Linked DNA regions of Homo sapiens: region 2 is linked to region 1. Evidence: chromatin contacts called from ENCODE Hi-C or POLR2A ChIA-PET data. All regions are on one chromosome and are shown on one strand. Each heading gives the region's core, a stretch centred on a gene start or an enhancer-like site at or near the end of the contact. The rest is flanking DNA. Distances are from core to core; before and after follow the strand shown. Region 1 holds the start of CLINT1 (clathrin interactor 1). Region 2 overlaps LARP1 (La ribonucleoprotein 1, translational regulator).

Region 1 (5,959 bases), core at 319-2,818:
AGGGCTTTATATGCAATACAATCCCTTAACCCTTAAGCCTCACAACAACATTCTAAGGTAGGTATCGTTGCATTTTCATTTTGTACCAGAGAAAACTAGGGCACTGTGAGGATAAGTAACTTCCCCAAGGTTATAAAGCTTGAACCCAGCTTTGCAGGTTCTGAAACCTGTGCTCCTTAGGCACTCTATTGCCTTCTTGGTAGCACAGAAAATATAAAAATATGGTCAAGCTCTAAGTTCTATCTGATGTATCAGACAAGGCACTGGAAATTACTTTGTTTCCTGGTGTCAAGAAAACAGTTTGCTATCTATACTTCCTGATTTTAGGTTAGGTGGGTGGCACAAATCAACTGTTTTTCTCACCACACTTATTGCATAATCATTAAAGCCCCAAAGGAAGAGGACTGCTTAAATTCTTAAACTTTATTTCCTGCTGGCCTAGAAGACCTTACTTAACCACTGTTATACCTGATATACTCATTTTAAAAGTTAAGGTTTTCCTTGTGCAAGTAAGAGACTAAAGTTATTTCAGTCTTAAAGGAAATCAACTACGTACTGGTCGTTTTACCTGCTTTTAAAAGCAGATCAACAGGATATAAACCTGGGTTGTTTTTTTCCTTAAGAGGACATTTCTTAATGACCTCTTAATTTAATCGAATGGAACAAGTAGCACACCAAAAATGATGTGTAGTGGAAAAAGAAACAGAAGAAAAAATCGCAAGAAGTCATATAGTGATCTACTTTCACTAGTGTTAGAAAAGCAAAGGATGAGTGTCTTCTTGAGTAACTTCAGGCTGACCACAATAGCCACTTGTTACACTACTACCACCCACTCCAACACTTCAGGTTCATTAGGAATTAAGAGGAGGCAAGGAAGATAAAAGACACACCCCAACCAGGTCTAAGGTCTCTCCGTACTACACCTTGAGGGACACAGGGAACCAGTGCATTGTGCCCCCCACCCCCAAACCTTCCCTGCTCCCCAGGAGGCAAAGCCCACGGCCTGGGGCCAAGACAGTCCTCCGGCCAGGGCAGTGACCCAGCGCCAAACAACCCGCCCCTTATGACCAAAGCGTCGGCACCCAGGGGTTGGAATAGGGGAAGGGACGGGAAGGCCTGGAAAGGAGAGAAGGGTGGCCAAGAGGATGTTTTTTTTTAAAACGAGGGAGGGTCCCTCCCCAGCCTCGCCAGCGGGGATGAGGCCCGGGGCCGGGAAGGAGCGGGCCGCCGCCATGATGGGGCTGGCAGAGCCAGGGGGCGTGACGTGGGCAACCCCTAGCCCAAGGCCAGCTCCTTCTCCCCCTCCCCCCTCCCCCACGTGGGCCTCGGCCACAACTGCCCCCCGATACTCACGCTTTGTCCACCAGCTCGCGCACCTTCCACATGTTCAACATCGTGCCCCGCGCGGGACGGTCCGCCGCCTCCCTCTCCTGCTCCCCACGGACCCCGGAACACTTCCGTACCGGGGCAGTTCCAGGCCGGGGTCACCGCCGCCCGCCGCCTCGAACTCCCCCAGTCAGCTCCTTCCTTTGCCACAGCAGCGGCGCCGCCGGTGACACGTCGAGACGCGGCAGCACAGGCGCTGCGTGGAGCGGAAGTGTCCGACTTTCCGCCGCTGCGCGCGGGGCACGCCGGGACTTGTAGTTTTCCCTGAGTGCCGAGCTCGGCCGGTTGAGTTGGGAGAGCTGAGAGGTTGAGTTGGGAGAGCTGAGAGGAGTTGGGATGGTTTCTCTTAAGCTTTCCCAGTCCCCGGCCCCAGACCTACCGAGCCAGAAATTTTGGAGGTGGGGCCCAGCGATCTGTGCTTTTACAAATCCTCTAGGTGATTCTGATCACGCTCAAGTTTCAGAACCACTGGTGCAGGGTCTAGTCACACTCAAACACTTTTCAAATGTAAGGCAGTATTACTATGTTATTAGTAATGATTATACAGAAGTATGATTGGCATACGCATTCCTCATCGACAGACACATCGCTGTATTTATTTCCCAATGCCCAAGTACACTTAGATCTCTAGGCCTTAGTTTCCACCCCTGTAAAATTGAAGAACTTGTATTCTAAATCCTTTTCCGCTCTAATTCTATGATACAATGTTTTATATTTAGACAACTACCTGAAATCCTTGTTAAATGCTTTACTATAAACCTCAGAAACTCAGTTCACACTCCACGGGAAACTAAAAAGCCAACATTATATATACACGCACACATACACATACATATGACAGGTTTGTGTTTTTTAAGGATAAATATGCACATTGCTTCCATTGCTTTGTTGCAATGGTTGTCATCACTTCCTTCTCTACTTACTCATTTTTATCAATGCTCATGTTAAAGCTACAAGCAACCTTAAGTTTCATTTGATCCATCTGCTGAAATTTTACAGTTCTTTTCATTCTACAAATATTTATTGAGCATCTTGTATGTTCCAGAAGTGGGGAATATAGTTAAAGACCCAGCTCTCTTGGAATTCAAACGTAATTGGAAGAAACATATAATAATCAAGGAAACATTTAAGATAATTGCATATAGTGTAATTGCTTAGCGGGTTCTTTCTGCCCACTTTACAGATAAAGTCAATTCACTGCGACCAAGTCATTGCAGTGAAGAGTTTGACATGAGGCTGGCCATGCCACTTGAGAGACAGAGTTATTACTCAAATCAATCTTCCTGAACATTTGGAAGCTAGAGTTTTTCAAAGATAGTTTGGTGAGCAGAGGGTTAGGGCATGGGTGCTGCTGATTGGTTAGGGATGCAATCAGAGGAGTATGGAAAATGGTTCTCCTTTGCTGAATCGGCTTCTTGATGGAGGGCCAGCAGAGGAGTGGCTGGTCTGGGTGGGGTCATCCGTTTGTCAGAAATGCAAAAGCCTGAAAAGACGTCTTAAAAGGCCAATCTTAGGTTCTACAATAGTTCATTACAGGCCAGGCACAGTGGCTCACGCCTGTTATCCCAGCATTTTGGGAGGCTGGGAGGCCAAGGCAGGAGGATCACTTGAGCCCAGGAGTTTGAGACCAGCCTGGGCAGCAAAGTGAGATCCCCCTGCCAGCCCAGTCTTTAAAAAAAAAAAAAAAAAAAAAAAAAAAGCCAGGCGTTGGGGCACACTCTTGTGAGGCCAGCTACTTAGGAGGTTGAAATGGAAGGATCCCTCGAAAGGATCAAATAAAGACTCCAATTCACAAAGAAGTGAAATTGATGGTTGCTAGTCATGAAGCTAGGTAACAATAATCCCAAATAAACAACCTCGGACCCTGGTCCCTCAAGTGAAACCACCTCTTTTCTATTTTCTTTTTCTTTTTCTTTTTTTTTTTTTTTGAGCTGGAGGTCTCACTCTGTTGCCCCAGCTGATCTGAAACTCCTGGGCTCAAGCAATCCTCCCACCTCAGTCTCTCAAGTAGCTGAGACTACAGGAAACCCTCTCCAAGTTGCATTCACTTAATTACCGAAAGCAGCTTTGAAAAAAGTTTCAGTAAGGCTTTCGGATTGAGGCCCCAAGAGAAAGAAGCAAGGTTGAAGGAATTGACAGGCAGAAAATTACAACAAGCAGAAATCCAAAGTTATCTCAGAGCTTTGTAATGGTAGGAGTACTTGGGCTGATATGAAGTGAGTTGGAGAGGTGGGTGGGGAGAGGCAGGTAAAGATGAGCAGAGATGGGTAGAGGAATAGGGCTTTCAAATAAGAAGTTTGTGTTTTTTTGTTGAAAAGACTATCCAGCTCAAGATCCCAGAGATGGAATGTGGCCAGAGGAGATAAGAAAGAGAAACTACTTTGCATAAATAAGAGCTCAGCAAGTTAACTTTCAAACAAGTGAGTCCAGAGTACACCTGCAGAACGGGCCTGGCCCAGAAACAACCACCTTCCCTCCCCTGGGCCTGTTTGGGTGTTCACAGCAGGGCACTGTCAGCCTCTTTGCTCATTCCAAAACCAAGTTTGCATACGTCTAGACCCATCCTAGAGTTGTCACCTGTGACATTTGCACAGTCAGCTGGAGCCATCTGGAATGTAAAGCCAAAAAATCTGCCTGTCCGCTTCTAATTCAAGAGAGCCTTTAAAGGACTCAGAAAAATCAGACCCGGAGACTTTGTTAAAAAGTGATCTCCAGAGACTATTTGCATTTCAACAAAGTGTTCCATTTTTACCTTTTATCTTGCAAGTTCGAGAGCAGTTTCCATAGTAACTTCTTTGTGGCAATTCAAATATGTTCATGGTAGAAAAATAAATGAGAAAATGCTCCACCCACTCTTCTTCAGGAAAACATATATTTTTTACTAAATGAGCTGACACTTTTAGTAAGGCCAAACCAACACACGTTTTGAAGGAAAAAAAAAAAAAAAAGGCCGGATGTGGTGGCTCACGCCTGTAATCCCAGCACTTTGAGAGGCCAAGGTGGGTGGATCACCGGAGGTCGGGAGTTCGAGACCAGCCTGACCAATATGAAGAAACCCTGTCTCTACTAAAAATACAAAATTAGCTGGGCGTGGTGGCGCATGCCTGTAATCCCAGTTACTCGGGGGGCTGAGGCAGGAGAATCGCTTGAACCCGGGAGGTGGAGGTTGCAGTGAGCTGAGATCGCATACGAAACTCATCTCAAAAAAAATATATATATACATATATACTCAGTTATGTTAATGATGTGTGTTGTGAGAAGCAGTGTAGACAATGGACACTGACTGCTTATTTCATGCGGTCACCTCCCTAGAGTTCCCTTGGGGGAGTTTAATTCATGGTACATGGGTATGGCAGCCATGGAAAAGCACCATTCAGACCTACTTTCAAGAGAACCAGTTGCAAGGAGTGTGGTTGACTGACAGCTTCCTGCTGTCTTCCTCTGGGATCATTTATGCCAACGGCATACTCTCTGTAGGGCTATTCCCAGCAATGACTGAGAAAGGTGTGCTGGAGCCAGGCCATTTCTGCCCAGTGCTGGACTCCTTCACCGGGCAATCATTGACCTGGGCTTCCCATCGACTTGGCCCAGATTTCCTCAAAGCCTTGCTGCAATCAGATACTCTTCCTACCCAATCTTCCTTCCTTCCTTCTCTTCCTTGACAGGTGTCAGAACTTCCTTGTGGTCTCAGACCCTTACCACCTGCTCTTGCTCTCGCTTCCCTTTTTCCTTCATAGGCATTTCCCCTAATATATCTTATACTTCTAATTCCATCTTGGCTTCTGTTTCCTGTAGTACTCAAACTGACACAGCAGGTGAACATTTGCACCTTGGTTTCAGTATTTGGACTCACGAGTCTTGTTTTTGATCACACCTGACTGTTCATCTCCAGAGGTCAGAATATTGGTTTCTTTCTTTCTTTTTTTTTTTTTTTGAGATGGAGTCTCGCTCTGTCACCCAGGCTGGAGTGAAGTGGTGCAATCTTGGCTCACTGCAACCTCCGCCTCCTGGGTTCAAGCAATTCTCCTGTCTCAGCCTCCCGAGTAGCTGGGATTACAGGCATCTGCCACCAAGCCCAGCTAGTTTTTTGTATCTTTAGTAAAGACAGGGTTTCACCATGTTGGTCAGGCTGGTCTTGAACTCCTGACCTCAGGTGATCCACCCGCCTCGGCCTCCCAAAGTGCTGGGATTACAGGTGTGAGCCACTGCTCCTGGCCAGTTTTTTTTTTGTATTTTTAGTGGAGACAGGGTTTCACCATGTTGGCCAGGCTGGTCTTGAACTCCTGACCTCAGGTGGTCCACCTGCCTCGGCCTCCCAAAGTGCTGGGATTACAGGCGTGAGCCACTGCACCCAGCTGTAACCACATTTTCTATTAGGCATCCAAGGGAGAAGAGGAACTTTGGTCTTTCATCCACTGACTCTGACATCTCAAAAGATAACTCTGATTGGCCCAGTTTGGACCATATGCCTATCTTGGGTCCTATCACCTCTAGAGAGGCCTGCCTTACAGAATTTGTAGCCCTAGTAGAACCACATGGAGTGGGGAAAGAAGAAAGACTTCTCTGAAGGAAC
Region 2 (6,012 bases), core at 1,587-4,086, 3.1 Mb before region 1:
CTGGGATTACAGGCATGCGCCACCACACCTGGCTAATTTTGTATTTTTAGTAGAGACGGGGTTTCTCCATGTTGGTCAGTCTGGTCTCGGACTCCTGACCTCAGGTGATCCGCCTGCCTCGGCCTCCCAAAGTGCTGAGATTACAGGCATGAGCCACTGTGCCCAGCCCCCCTCTACATTCTCTAAAGGGGTGTGCTGGTGCCTTGAGAGCATCCGTGTGCAGGGGTGGGGAGTCTGCAGGTGGGGCAGCACCCTGGCTGCTGAGCCTGTCCTGTCTCCATGTTCATAGCATCCCAGGGCTTAACTCTTTCCCAGTTGGGTTGTAGCATATGACACTGAAGGAGCCTGTAGGCCATCCTGAACTCACCGAGAGAGGCAAATTAGCAGCTCCTGGGAAGCAAGGCTGCCTGGCCAGGCTGGCCTGGATTGGGGGAACTAGTTGCTACTCGAGAACTCCAGCTTCCTATCTGCTTTTGGGATGACCCTCCCTGGAAAGTCCCTCCCACTGCTGTGGAATTTTCAGGCTACCAAATGTGCCCAGCCTGCCTCTCAGGACAGACAGACAGTGAGAAAAAGATCTCCAGGGCCCACTAAGTCTTCCAGAGGGAGCTGAGACATTCAGCCTTCCCTGGCAGGGCTCAAAGAGGAAAAAAGGGATTGGAAATGGGGCCCCTCTCAGAGCCACTTCAAAGCACCCTCCCCTGTGGTCATGTGTTTCAGTTCCATGTGAGTAGTTTTTCTTGACAGTATCGGTAATTTTGGGGAACAGTTCCTGTGACACTTTGGGTCCCTAAGGCCCTGCCCTGACCCTGTGAGTGGATATAGTTGGGCACAGAGTGTATTTTGTTGAGGAGCAGATATTGGCTTCCTGGTTTGCCAAAGAGCTCTAGATTGGGAGACAAGAACTTGATGTTCCAGTGCCAGCTCTACAGCAAATCACTGGTGACTTTGGCCTCTCCTGGTCCTCAGTTTTTCTGTATGTACAATGAGATTCTCAAGTCTTTCCAGCCCTGACTTGGTCTGGGATCACCCTCTCCACTCCAATAATGGGAATAATCCAAAGTAATTTTTTGGGGATTCAGAAGCCTCTTCCAACAAAGGATGCCCTAAGATTGGAAGGACAATAAAAATGAGTTTGTGGGCCGGCCACGGTGGCCCATACCTGTAATCCCAGTACCTTGGGAGGCTGAGGCGGGTGGATCACTTGAGGTCAGGAGTTCAAGACCAGCCTGGCCAACATGGTGAAACCCCATCTCTACTGAAAATACAAAAAATTAGACAGGCTTGGTGGCTCGCGCCTGTAGTCCCAGCTACTCGGGAGGCTGAGGCAGGAGAATTGCTTGAACTTGGGAGGTGGAGGTGGCAGTGAGCCTAGATTGTGCCACACCCACTGCACTCCAGCCTAGGTGACAGAGTGAGACTCCGTCTCAAAAAATAAAAAAATGAGTTTGTGTTACCTGAGGTGGTGGCTGACCACCAAGGACAGGAAGAAAACCTCTGAGCTTGGCAGCCTCCCACATCAGGGTAATGGAGTCAGGTGTGCGTGTAGTTGTGTGTGCCTAGCAACCTGTCTGAGACGATTGGCTTCTGAAGTCCAGGGCCTAGGAAAGCCCAAGGGAGCCCCGCAAGCTGATTGTGCATAGCTCATTTGTTTAACTGGGAATCATCATCATACCTACCTTCTGGGCTCACGCCTGTAATCCCAGCACTTTGGGAGGCCGAGGCGGGCGGATCACGAGTCAGGAGATCGAGACCATCCTGGCTAATATGGTGAAACCCTGTCTCTACTAAAAATACAAAAAAATTAGCTGGGCATGGTGACACACACCTGTAATCCCAGCTACTCGGGAGGCTGAGGCAGGAGAATGGCGTGATCCTGGGAGGCGGAGCTTGCAGTGAGCCGAGATGGCGCCATTGCACTCCAGCCTGGGTGACAAGAGTGAGACTCCGTCTCAAAAAAAAGGAAAAAAAAAACGGAAAAATAAATGAGCTACTACATGTAAAAAACTTTGGCATCATGCAAAGACATTGTAAGGCAAGCTTGTCCAAAGGACGGCTTTGAATGCGTCCTGACACAAATTTGTACTTTCTTAAAACATTGAGATTTTCTTGCAATTTTTGTTTTTTAGGTTCATCAGCTATCATTAGTGTTAGTGTGTTTTACGTGTGGCCCAAGACATTAATTCTTCCATTGTGGCTCAGGGAAGGCAAAAGATTGGACACCTCTGTAGTAAGCTCTCAGTAATTGATTGCAGTCTAGTGGAGTTGAGATACACACAGATGCAACCATTTCAGGCGGTAGTGAGTACCCTGAAGATCTTAAATTGTAGACTGAGTTAGAACTTGATCCAGAGTTGCTGGTTTTGTGGCACTTTACATTGGGCAGTCAGGAAGCCTCCTGAGGAGAATTTATATTGAGATCTATGACTAGATCTGAGGAGTCAGTCATCTTGCTCTTCAACATTGTGACCTTGGGCGAGTCCCTTCCTTCAGTTTCATTTTCTGGACAACTGGAATAATTGTGTCTTTTTGAGATAATTAAGTAAAATCATACACAGCAACTTAGGTCAGTTTTTGGTACCTAGTCTTTATGCAGTAAAAGGTGATTATTATTACTGTTCTAACTAGAACCAAATGTGCTCTTTAGAAAAGGCTGGGTTAGGGAGCTGGCACTTGGAGGCCAGGAGCTTTAGTGGCCGCTGATATATTTCAGCTGTGTTGATTATTGATCAGCTTTGAAGCAAGATTTCAGGGACTGGTACCAGCAGTGGGAGTGGCCACAGCCACCCGAGGGTGGCTGGGTCCACATCTGGGCGGGGAGAGTGGGAGCACTGGGCCACCTGGGTCACCACAGGCTAAAGATAGTCAGCTGGGGCTGGGCCTGGGCTGGGCCAGGCTGGCCAGCATCATGTGACTGGAGCCTGGCCCACCCTTGCTCCTCCTCCCGGGCCAAGGGGATGCAGACTCTGCATTCCTGAGCTGACTGGTGGTCTGCAGCTTCCTTTCAGTGGGAACTCAAGATGATCTGACCTGAACATTTCTCTCCTTCCCTTTCTCTGCCCACTCCTCTCCCTAAGAATGCCCTTCCAGCCCCTCCTGCATTTCATCCGCAGGTCTAGGGAAATTTGGGTGGGAGGACTGGGCAGAGAGGCCTCTGAGAGATGGTACCGACAGCAGCAGCTGGTGACCAAGGTGAGGAGGGCTAACATGGCATTCTCTTTACTCCATAGAAGAATGTTCCTGCTTAGGGGGTCCTGGGGTCAGTCAGTATGGGAGGAAAGGCCTGTGGGTCTCCAGGCTCCCCTCTATGACTCCACCCCATCCCCAGGATGAATGACAGCTGAAAGTAGCCAGGCTTTTCAGTTAATCTGTCCCCAGGCTGGCCTGGGAGGGACAGGCACAGGTGGGTAGTATAACCCAGGCACTCTTTCCTGCCTGCCTCACCCTCCCTTCAGATGGTATTGCTGCCTTCCACAGTCAGGGTCCCTGGACACAGGCTTAGGGAGATAGTGGTGGCCTTCCTTATATCTGGGGGCTGAGGGTGGGGCACAATCCATGTCAGCTGGATCCCCCTGAGCAGCCTCTGGGAGAACTGAGAGGAACTGGGAGGTGGGTCTGGAAGGAATGTCTCTTTCTTCATAGTGCTGCCAGTGCCAGAGTGCTGGAGTTAGACTCAAACTGGGTGTGCTTGGTGGTAGTTTCCCTTGCCTCTCTGGGTAGGGAAACTAGGCACTTCCAACCACCGAGGTGCCACTTGTCCAGCTGTTAGCTTAGGCTTCCCTGCAACAGGCTTTGGTTTTCCCCAGTATGTAGAATGATGCCCAGGCATCCCTGCTATTGAGAAACTGTCCTGTTGGCTACAATAAGGTTGTAACTTATACCCCTTAGCTTCTCTTCCACCTCCTTTTAGTGGTTAAGAGCACAGGTTTTAGAGTCAGACTGCTTGGCTCCAAATCCTGTTCCTCTCTTTGCTGGCTGTTATCTTGGCAAATAACCTTTCCACCATGTGTCTTGGGTTCCTCGTTTTAAAATGGGACCAATGAAAGAAACTAATTCAACACGATCAAGATTAAGAGAATCCATGCCCAGAGTTTAGAACAGTGTGTGGTATCTAGTAAATGCTCACTACATATTATTTACACGTGTAATTCGTGCATCTGCGATTTGCTGCTAGCATTTCTTGTGCTTTGGTGAGAAATCTCAGTGGTTGAGATCTGTCTTTCTGTTCTCACACCTGTAGACCCAATATTAGTAAGGAGGGTGACGCTGGGGTAGAATGGTAGGTAATGCTCCCAAGGGTTATACAACTGGTGAGTGTTGCATTCTGGACTGAGGCGCAGCACTGATATCAGGCAGTTGGGTTGCCTGTGAGTCAAAGCTGGGCTAGGGCCTGCGTTCCTCTGGGAGCCAGCAGTTTCTAGGACACTAGCAATTTCTCTGTATTTGGGAGGGCCCCAGCTGAAGGCTAAGGGTTGAGGCTATAACCTCAGGAATTAGCACTTGACAAGCAAAGCCTCTTCTGGTGTGAAGTCGCTATTCATTAAACAAGTGTCTGCTGTGTTGCCAGGCCCTGAGCTAGACACTGGGGTACTGCTGTGAAAGCAGCCCTGTGGTCCCTGCCCCCAGGGGAGGGGCAGATAAGTAACCAGCCCATTTAACATTTACAATACCGTGGGAGCACATAGCAGGGTGCTTCACCACACTTGAGGTCTGGGAGGTCTACCCGAAGGAGGTCGACCTAACGGCCAAGTGTATGGTAGCAGATGGGTGAGTGTGAATGTAATACAGCCCCTAAACCCAACAGATTACCTTGTTCTCAAGGTAGTAGTTCTTAGCTCTCTGGTAAACAGCCTTTTCAGATGCCAATCTCCAGGAGATGATACCAGTCCCCAAATAAGCATTTGGTCTTCCTAATTTTCCTGGCAGTGTTCAGGCCTGAAATCTGGTAGTCCTTCTAGTCACCCACTCTGGGTCCTGAAGGCTTTCTTTGAATAGCTCAGCCTTTTCTCACCTTTCATGCACAGGTCCCTCAGTTTTAATTCTAGCTTCTCTCTGCCTCTTACCAGATCTTTTTACTGTGACCTGATGAGTTTGAATCACCCATGTGCTTTCTACCTGTTGGTTGAACCAAGTTCTTGCTCCTCAGACCTTCACATCTGGAACCTCTGGGTAGTTTTTGTTTCAAAGGTCGGCAGCCTTAGGATCTTTTGAGAAGAAGACAATAGTGAAAACACTTTTAAATCTTTTTATCTGGCTGTGTACTGGCCAGGGTTATGGGTTTAGTAGGCTGAGAGAGACTCCTTGAGCCTGGCCTGTTTTCCTTTTCTGTTCTGAGTAAAAAGTGGAATGACTGAATTTCAACTGAAAGGGAACTCTTGTCAGCCTTCGCCATGTTCTTCCTTCCTCCCTAACAAAGCAGGGCTTTATGTCAAAGCACCCCTGGGGGACCTGTGATAAATTCCCCCATCTGTCTTTCCTCATTTTAAACTACAAAGTTTGGAAGCCTTCCTCTTTCCTGGGGAAACTTGCCCTGGGGCCCAGGTGCCTCCTGTCTCTGAAGGGCAATGTGGTGGTGTGGTATCCCCATCCAGTGGGCATGGATTACCGCTCAGAAGAGCCAGGTGAGGTGGGTGGCCTCATTTGCAGTCTGGACTGTATGAATTGAACCAATTAATCACCCCAAGAGTTTTTCCCGTACATTCTGATTCTTTCATTTTGAGAGATGATTTGGTGTATCTCCCCCCATCCCCATCTCTATCTCAGAGTGAGGGTGGCGATTGCTTGGAAATAGTAAGCTTCCTTTGTGAATTGTAATATTAGCATTTGTTGGGCATTTATTGTGTGCTAGGTACTCTTAGTATGCTCTGTTTGTTTAACTGTTCCAGCAGCCATGTAACTATGACTTCAATTTTACAGAGGAAGGTGAAGTTCAGAGGGACCCTGTGAGGAGCAGAGTAGGTAGGGACTCCACCCTAAGTCCATCCCATAGCAAAGTCCATGTGCTTAATGGGG

What was found. A loop is a pair of places that touch in the nucleus more often than their neighbours do. ChIA-PET counts read pairs that join two places held with the same protein, here RNA polymerase II (POLR2A).
Region 2: a map with no recorded cell type shows a loop between it and region 1 (5-fold over the local background). The contact joins the enhancer-like site here to the promoter of CLINT1 in region 1. A Hi-C loop is called at or near these places in 1 of 37 single-sample maps with no recorded cell type. POLR2A ChIA-PET finds 5 or more read pairs at or near these places in 1 of 52 experiments (K562).

Annotation. Positions count from the first base shown.
Region 1 is chr5:157,857,577-157,863,535 of GRCh38, forward strand. CLINT1 (clathrin interactor 1) reads right to left here and starts at 1,569. Exons shown (of 12, transcript NM_014666.4): 1 at 1,354-1,569. The coding sequence starts at 1,394. RefSeq lists enhancers at 1,199-1,780, 1,618-1,857.
Region 2 is chr5:154,779,640-154,785,651 of GRCh38, forward strand. The region is part of intron 1 of LARP1 (La ribonucleoprotein 1, translational regulator); the gene reads left to right. Among named protein-coding and RNA genes, the nearest start is that of LARP1, 27 kb to the left of the region's middle. RefSeq lists enhancers at 2,346-2,972, 2,650-2,749, 4,351-4,610, 4,631-4,850, 5,061-5,120. Within about 2 kb of position 2,837, at least 7 of the 41 ENCODE cell types and tissues checked have a DNase peak (open chromatin) inside an H3K27ac peak, as active enhancers do.